2 separate regions of the Homo sapiens genome follow, and region 2 is linked to region 1. Evidence: read pairs that join two places in POLR2A ChIA-PET (ENCODE). Cell type or tissue: PC-9. All regions are shown on one strand. Each heading gives the region's core, and the rest is flanking DNA. Links, peaks and the distances in the headings are about the cores only. Region 1 overlaps AMMECR1 (AMMECR nuclear protein 1). Region 2 has its middle 42 kb from the start of SNORD96B.

Evidence for each region. Peaks named below come from ENCODE experiments on the same cell type or tissue, not always from the same donor. Only the 100,000 strongest peaks of a DNase experiment are listed, where the experiment ranks them.
Region 2: POLR2A ChIA-PET joins it to region 1 with 5 read pairs; 5 of 35 experiments call an interaction of 5 or more read pairs at or near these places.

Annotation. Positions count from the first base shown.
Region 1 is chrX:110,236,865-110,241,255 of GRCh38, reverse strand. All of the region lies in intron 2 of AMMECR1 (AMMECR nuclear protein 1), which reads left to right. Among named protein-coding and RNA genes, the nearest start is that of SNORD96B, 14 kb to the right of the region's middle. In PC-9, for the core only: no CTCF peak of the experiment used is centred there; no DNase peak of the experiment used is centred there.
Region 2 is chrX:110,180,431-110,184,821 of GRCh38, reverse strand. It overlaps a transcript of TMEM164 not described here. Among named protein-coding and RNA genes, the nearest start is that of SNORD96B, 42 kb to the left of the region's middle. In PC-9, for the core only: no CTCF peak of the experiment used is centred there; a DNase peak (open chromatin) is centred at 4,091; H3K27ac peaks cover 1,425 bases.

The sequences.
Region 1 (4,391 bases), core at 198-4,197:
TCTCTATCTCCTTCAGTTCTGCTCTGATCTTAGTTATTTCTTATCTTCTGCTAGCTTTTGAATTTGTTTGCTCTTGCTTCTCTAGTTCTTTTAATTGTGATGTTGGGGTGTCAATTTTAGATCTTTCCTGCTTTCTCCTGTGGGCATTTAGCGCTATAAATTTCCCTCTAAACACTGCTTTAGCTGTGTCCCAAAGATTCTGGTACATTGTGTCTTTGTTCTCATTGGTTTCCAAGAACGTATTTATTTATTTCCACCTTAATTTCGTTATTTACCCAGTAGTCATTCAGGAGCAGGTTGTTCAGTTTCCATGTAGTTGTATGGTTTTGAGTGAGTTTCTTAATCCTGAGTTCTAATTTGACTGCAGTGTGGTTGGAGAGACTGTTTGTTATGATTTCTGCTCTTTTGCATTTGCTGAGGGGTGTTTTACTTCCAATTATGTGGTCAATTTTAGAATAAGTGCTATGTGGTGCTGAGAAGAATGTATATTCTGTTGATTTGGGGTGGAGAGTTCTGTAGATGTCTATTAGGTTCCGTTGGTCCAGAGCTGAGCTCAAGTCCTGAATATCTCTGTTAATTTTCTGTCTTGTTGATCCAATATTGACAGTGAGGTGTTAAAGTCTCCCACTATTATTGTGTGGGAGTCTAAGTCTCTTTGTAGGTCTCTAAGGACTTGCTTTATGAATCTCGGTGGTCCTGTATTGGGTGCATATATATTTAGGATAGTTAGCTCTTCTTGTTGCATTGATCCCTTTACCATTATGTAATGCCCTTATTTGTCTTTTTTTTTTAATCTTTGTTGGTTTAAAGTCTGTTTTATCAGAGACTAGGATTGCAAACCCTCCCCCCCCCGTTTTTGTTTTTTTTTTTTTGCTTTCCATTTGCTTGGTAAATATTCCTCCATACCTTTATTTGAGCCCATGTGTGTCTTAGCATGTTAGATGTGTCTCGTGAATACAGCACACCAATGATTCTTGACTCTTTATCCAATTTGCCAGTCTGTGTCTTTTAATTGGGGCATTTAGCCCATTTACATTTAAGGTTAATATTGTTATGTGTGAGTTTGATCCTGTCATTATGATGCAAGCTGGTTATTTTGCCCGTTAGTTGTTGCAGTTTCTTCATAGTGTCAATGATCTTTACAATTTGGTATGTTTTTGTGGTGGCTGGTACCGGTTTTTCCTTTCCATATTTAGTGCTTCCTTCAGGAGCTCTTGTAAGGCAGGCCTGGTGGTGACAAAATCTCTCAGCATTTGCTTGTCTATAAAGGATTTTATTTCTCCTTTGCTTATGAAGCTTAGTTTGGCTGGATATGAAATTCTGCATTGAAAAATCTTTTCTTTTAGAGTGTTGAATGAATATTGGCCCCCACTCTCTTCTGGCTTGTGGGGTTTCTGCCGAGAGATCCACTGTTAGTCTGATGGGCTTCCCTTTGTGGGTAACCCGACCTTTCTCTCTGGCTGCCCTTAACATTTTTTCCTTCATTTCAACCTTGGTGGATCTGATGATTATGTGTCTTGGGATTCCTCTTCTCGAGGAGTATCTTTGTGGTGGTCTCTGTATTTCCTGAATTTGAATGTTGGCCTGTCTTGCTAGGTTAGGGAAGTTCTCCTGGATAATATCCTGAAGAGTGTTCTGCAACTTGGTTCCATTCTTTCTGTCACTTTCAGGTACACCAATCAAATCAAAAAATATTTGGTCTTTTCATATAGTCCCATATTTCTTGGAGGCTTTGCTCATTCCTTTTCATTCTTTTTTCTCTAATCTTGTCTTCATGCTTTACTTCATTAAGTTGTTCTTTAATCTCTGATATCCTTTCTTCTACTTGATGATTCGGCTATTGATACTTGTGTATGCTTCACGAAGTTCTCATGCTGTGTTTTTCAGCTCCATCAGGTCATTTATGTTCTTCTCTAAACTGGTTATTCTAGTTAGCAATTCCTCTAACTTTTTTTCAAGGTTCTTAGCTTCCTTGCATTGGGTTAGAACATGCTCCTTTATCTTGGAGGAGTTTGTTATTACCCACCTTCTGAAGCCTACTTCTGTCAATTTATCAAATTCATTCTCTGTTGTTTTGTTCCCTTGTTGGCGAGGAGTTGTGATCCTTTGGAGGAGAAGAGGCGTTCTGGTTTTTGGAATTTTCAGCCTTTTTGCGCTGTTTTTTCCTCTTCTTTGTGGATTTATCTAGCTTTGGTCTTTGATATTGGTGACCTTCAGATGGGGTTTTGGTGTGGACATCTTTTTTGTTGATGTTGATGCTTTTCCTTTCTGTTTGTTAGTTTTCCTTTTAACAGTCAGGCCCCTCTGCTGCAGGTCTGGTGGAGTTTGCTGGAGGTCCACTCCAGACCCTGTCTGCCTGGGTATCACCAGCAGAGGCTGCAGAACAGCAAAGATTGCTGCCTGTTCCTTCCCCTGGAAGCTTCATCCCAGAGGGGCACCCGCCAGATGCCAGCTGGAGCTCTCCTGTATGAGGTGTCTGTCGACCCCTGCTGGGAGGTGTCTCCCAGTCAGGAGGCACGGGGGTCAGGGACCCACTTGAGGAGGCAGTCTGTCCCTTAGCAGAGCTCGAGCACTGTGCTGGGAGATCCACTGCTCTCTTCAGAGCTGGCAGCAGGAACATTCAAGTCTGCTGAAGCTGTGCCCACAGCCACCCCTTTCCCCAGGTGCTCTGTCCCAGGGAGATAGGATTTTTATCTGAAAGTCCCTGACTGGGGCTGCTGCCTTTCTTTCAGAGATGCCCTGCCCAGAGAGGAGGAATCTAGAGAGGCAGTCTGGCTACAGAGGCTTTGCTGAGCTGCGGTGGCCTCCACCCAGTTCGAACTTCCTGGCGGCTTTGTTTACACTGTGAGGGGAAAACCGCCTACTCGGCTTGAGCTATATTTCTGATTCAGTTATTAGTGACTGTAAGATTTATACTTAGAGATCTTTGAGCATGACAAAGACTGTAGGTGAGGATCTAGCAACACCAACATGGAAGTAAAAGCTCTCAAATTCACAATAATTGCAGGAAGCCCAGTATACTCAATAAAGAATGAATGAAATATTTATTTAAAAAGTAGTTTTGCTTGTTTTAGTGACACCGATTTGCTTGTGTTAGTGACAACAATAACTCAGAATGGGCTAATGGAGTGTTACCAAGTAGAAGTCCCCCAGAGACCTGCTTTTTAACATACTACACAAAAGATTTGTAATTATGATGTTACAGTGCCTGTAGATGGTTAATTCCAGAATCCTGGAAATAATTTATTCTCTTTAAGCAAGTCCTGTATTTCCCTTACAACCTTAATTATAAAGTTGATTTGCTTAGCAGACCCTTCTTTTCCAAACTTGCTAAGGAAAACTTTCAGTCTAGGTCTGTTTGAATTAGCACAAATTTTGAAATAGTAGAGTTCAAATTAATGAGGTTTTATTCTGTTATGAAGAGCTTGTTTTCCATCATTGATAATTATTTCCAGGAAAGTTAAGTCTGCAGAAAGCATTCTCTCAGTTTCCTTAATGTTGTTTACCAAAGTTTAAGAAGTGGTTTTTAGTTACATGAGGGGAGAGTGAGGACATGGCAGTGGCAAAGGAAAATGAGGTGCTATAACCTGGTCTCTCAGATTTGTGGAGCAGGCTTTGAGCAGCATTCTAAACCAATATTATTCCTTGTAAAAGGCAAACCAGACCTTGGAATTTTAAAGTCTAATGTGATTGAGAGAATGTGTGCTGGTGCATAGTAATACTTTAACCCCCATCAGTCGGGTAAGTTGTAAGAACCTCTTAGGTGACAAATACCCTGACAGCCCCACGAGGCATGCACCATTTCCACCCATTTTCCCTAGAGTCAGCCCTTCTCCCACTAGATAATTCTCATTGCTTCAGAGGGTTGATTTTCAACAAGTCCTCCATCCCCCTAGACTGCTTACTAACCTGAAATCCCACAGAGAACAGGAAGAGTGGCCACTGGATTTTTTTGGAGGATTTAAAAAAATTTGTGTACTAATATCTGATTTTCTTTAGGCCCATGTTCATCTAAAGAGTCCGTTATCTTATGTTTCTTTTTTCTATGCCTGCCCTTGATGTCCTGTGATTCATCCAGTTCATAAGATGTTCCTTTATAAGAAGGTGAGAAAAGCATAAAAATAGACTAGTAATATGGGTCCCTATGTGTTTCAAACTGCAATAAAATATTATTATTAATTGCCCCATATAAGAAGCAATGGAGCTCCTTCAGGATGCAGAGTTTATGTGTGTTTTCCAGGGGGGTGATAGAGGCTGGGAGATCAAAGCAATTCTGTAACTTTATCATGGAATTATGTTTTTATCTATTTATAGCAGTCTATGAGTTTTAGATAGAAAAATGTTGCCAAACTTTGCTGTACTTTGAATGTACAGTAATCTAAAGACTAAAA
Region 2 (4,391 bases), core at 280-4,279, 57 kb after region 1:
TTTGGAGCTCTGTTGTTTGATGCATACTTGTTTATCATTGTTATATCTTCTTTATGAATTAACCCTTTATCAGTAAAAATTTCCTTCTTCATTTTTATGACAATTTTTTACTTAAACTCCATTTTGTCTAATATTAGTGTAACCATCTCAGCTCTCTTGTGGTTACTATTTGGATAGAATATCTATTATTTTAATCCTTTCACTTTTAACCTGTATCTTTGGGTCTAAACTGAGTGTCTTGTCAGTAGCATATAATTGGATCATGTTGTTTTTTAATCCATTCTGCCAATGTCTGTCTTTTAATTGGTGAGCTTAATCCATTTACATTCAAAGTGATTACTGATAATAAAGGACTTGTGCCATTGTGCTGTATATCTTTTTTTGTTCCTCAGTTCCTCCTATACTGCCTTCTTTCGTGTTTGATGTATTTTTTTTTGGTAATATCCACTTTGATTCCCACTTCATTTCCTCTTCTCTCTATTTTAGTTATTTTCTTAGTGGTTATCATGGGGATTATAGCTAACATCCTAAGTTTATAACAATCTAGTATGATCACTCCCATTTTTTTCCTTTTCATTTTAAATATACTTTATTTTTCAGAGAAGTTTTAGGTTCACAGCAAAATTGAGCAAAATGTATAGACAGTTCCCCCATATTTCCTATACACCCATCACACACACAGCCTACCCCACTATCAACATCCTGTATCAGAGTGGCACATTTGTTACAACTGATGAACCTACACTGATACATCATTATCATCCAAAGTCCAAAGTTTACATTAGGGTTCACTTTTGGTATTGTATATTCTATGAGTTTTGACAAATATATAATGAAATGTATCCACCATTATAGTATTACACAGAATAGTAGTCTCATTGCCCTAGAAACCCTCTGTGCTTAGCCCATTCATCTCTGTATCCTCCTAACACCAGGCAACCACTGACCTTGATCACTCCTTTTTAATAATCATAATAGCTAACATTTATTGAGTGCTTACTGTGAAGAACCATGTTATACACTTTTCAATAGCCTTATGAGTTTCCCATTTTACAGAATAAGAATCAAGTTCAAAGAAGTTGTCACTTATCTGAGGCCACGTAGCTGTGAAGTGGCAAAGCCAGGATTCAAAAAAAGTTTGTCAGGCTCCAGAGACTGAGCTTTTTCCCATTCACTGTTGTCTTGATGAGGATGATGATGGTGACAATGGTGGTGGTAATGGTTGTGGTGATGGTAGTGGTGGTATCTAACAAATGTGCTGCCAGGTACTGTGCCAAGTGCCTTATGTGCCTTTTCTATTCAATCCTCACAATAGCCTATGAGGTAGATGCTATCATTATTGCCATTTTGTAGATGAGCAAACTGAGGCTCAGAGGTTAGTTAACAATCTCAAATGCACAGAACCTACTGAGTGGCGGCTAGTGACTACAACTATAATTGAAGATTTTATTTTGACGATCTGCTATCTCTCTTTAGCTCTGAAGATGGCAAAGGTGTAGGACTAGGCCTATCCCTGAAAACTGATTGGTTGGTTTGGTTTTTGAAGTTCAAAATCCAGGGACTTAGCCTTGATATTATTTGGTTCTTTTACAAGCATACATGAGTTCTGACGGCAGTGCTCTCCTATGGGCAAATCTGACTCTGCCCTTGGCTGTCCAGCCTTAGTCATTGTCTTTCTAGTCAGGGGAGGACCGCCCTCAGGCTTCTGGGTACACGACTAGATCTCAGAAATAGCACCCTAATCGGCCTCATCAGCTTTGAAGGAAGCCACTGCAGGAGGGGCCTAAGTAGGCCAACACTTTAACCCAGTTACGTGAGGGCAGCTGTAATCCAGGCTGATCATGTCTTGCTAAGCTCTCTGGGGGAGAAATGTCCAAAAGCGGCTTCCTGTGACCAAGTATCCCTAGATCTCACTATGCAGACACTCCTCTTCCCTTCTGGAAGAGGTTGGCCTAAAGGTTACAAGGGCAGAGCTTAATTTGAGTGACTGCCAGGACTGAGGGGATGTTGGTGGCAATTCCTAACTGCAGTGAAATGCCCATGGCTCAGGGTGCCCTAGGACAAAGTGCTGCTTTTCCTTGAAAGGCTTACTACCTGACTCTTCTTCCACCTTGTTGGAGGAGGTAGGGAAATCATTGTGTTCTTCTGCATGGGCCAGACAGCCACTCACATCAACCCAGGGAGTTCAGGACACATTGGGCTTCACACCCCCACCCCTACTTCTGCCAGCTCACCTCACCTCTGGCAATGACTAGCCCTAGGAGTTCCCCAGGGAAGCAGGCTGAGTTGTCTGGCCAGGCTGCTGTTGGGGAAAGAAAGAAACCAGAGCTATTGGGGCTGGCTGGCCTAGCTTGTCTGACTCCTTCCCTGTCATTTGGCACGGTGGGCTCCCTTATGCAGGTATACTCTGCCTCTTCCCTCTCATGTCCCACAAACCATCTGTCCCAAGAGAGAGCTCAACAAAGTGGGTCCCCTTCTGGTCAAGAAGCAGAAGCCTTGCCTGGCCTGGGTGGATGCTGGCAGGGAAGAAAAAGAGGAGTGTTAGAATGAGGCTGTATGCTAAAAGTCTGTATATTTTTCCAAAAGGGTTTTCTCTAGCAAGAAGATGACTTTCATGGGAGAAGAGGAAGAGGAGTCTAAGTTAACAATTACAGTATTTCATTGACTCTAATATGCCTTAGATTATAAGATGTCTGTTATTTTATATACTGCTGAAAAAAAAAGGTGCTGATTAAACTGTCATGCCACTGATTTTAAGATGCATTCCAATTTTAGTGATGTTAAAATGTGAAAAAAATGTGTCTTAGAGTCCATGAAATAAACTGAGGTATCACCTGTCCTACACACAAACACCCACTCACATACACACCACAGACCGCAACCACACAGGGCACATTAAGGCAGAGTGGGTATGAGTGCAGTCAAAACCCCAGCTAACCTCTGTGCTCTGGGAACAAGCATAGTAACCAAACTGTCTGGAAATAGGAACCCCTTCCACTGGACAGAACTTTATAGAGCCCTCTCACACCCACTGGTCTCACTGGATTCCTCATAGATGTCCTGTGGGGTAAGCTAGACAAGGATATTTACTACTATTTTACAAATGGAGTTCAGGAAAGGTATGACTTTGCCAAGGGCACTCGGGACCTGAAAGGGAAGAACTGGGAGAGCAGGCCCTGCCTGCTCAGTCCTGCTACAATGCTGGTTTGACTACTACAGGACAACAACTATTATTTAGGGAAAGGATAGAGACATAACTACTGAGGTTGTAAATAAGTAACTTTTAACTCCTTTTCCCAACAAAGTTATTTCCAAAACCTCAATATACAAAACAGAATAAAATTGGAGTTGTTCTGGGTGAAGCCAGGGAAAAGGCCAGAGCACCACCCACTCTACTCCGATGCATCCCCCGCTGCCTGAGGTGGCTTCTGAGGCACCTCTCCAGCAACCCTGAGGTGCTGAGGAAGAATCTGTACACCTCTGGAGCAAGGGGGCTTCAACTGTATTGGTAATGTTCTTTTTTAAGCTGAATTTAGGTATTATTCTTGATACCTTTTGGTATATCTTAAATATTTCCTTTTTTAAAAAGGCACTGCTATAGACGGTCAGGTCAAAGAGATGACTCAGAACCGGCCTGGAAACTTGAAAGCAAAAGAAGTTTGCTTTGAATTATGAGCTTGGGTGAGGCCTGGGGACTGAGATTTTTAAAGCTCCCCAGGGGATTAATGAGCAACAAAATCGACAGTCCACTGTACTAGAGGTATCTTGTTAGCGCCGACACGCTAGAAATCTGAGTGTATGTCTTGGAATGCACAGGAAGATCCCTCTGTTCTCAGGGGACAGAATACTAGAGAGCCCAAGGTCTTTCTAAAAATGCAATACTAAAAAGCATGAGCCTCCTGAGTATAGAGAAGGGACAACAGTGGCAGGTTGGCATCACCTGGGCAAGCCCCTTGGATGGAGAAGGGAAGTGTGGAAGGGAGCAGAGAGGCCTGCTGGCTGGAGCAGTGATGGGGCTGAGAATAGGTTGTTGGACAGGAGAACAGCTCTGTGACTCATGCTACTGGCCCTGTTTCCTAGCACAGATGTGTCAAGGAAGCATCCACCCCCACTGCAAAGACCTGCCTCAGTGTGAAATGCAGAGATTACCGGCTGGCTGGGATGCAGGAGTTATTGAAAGTTAGGAAGTCAGCTGTGGAGGGCATCCATTAGCCACAGGAGAAGCCTCTCCCTACTGCCTCCCTGGCTCTTAAACCCCTTTGCCCAGCAGCTCAGACATCCCAGGTGTGCAATTCAGATGCGAGGCAGAGTGCTGACTGTGGGCGGGGCGGGGGGGTTCAGGCAGTAACAGAGTCCTTGACTTTAGACTACATTGGCCTTGCCTGTTGCCA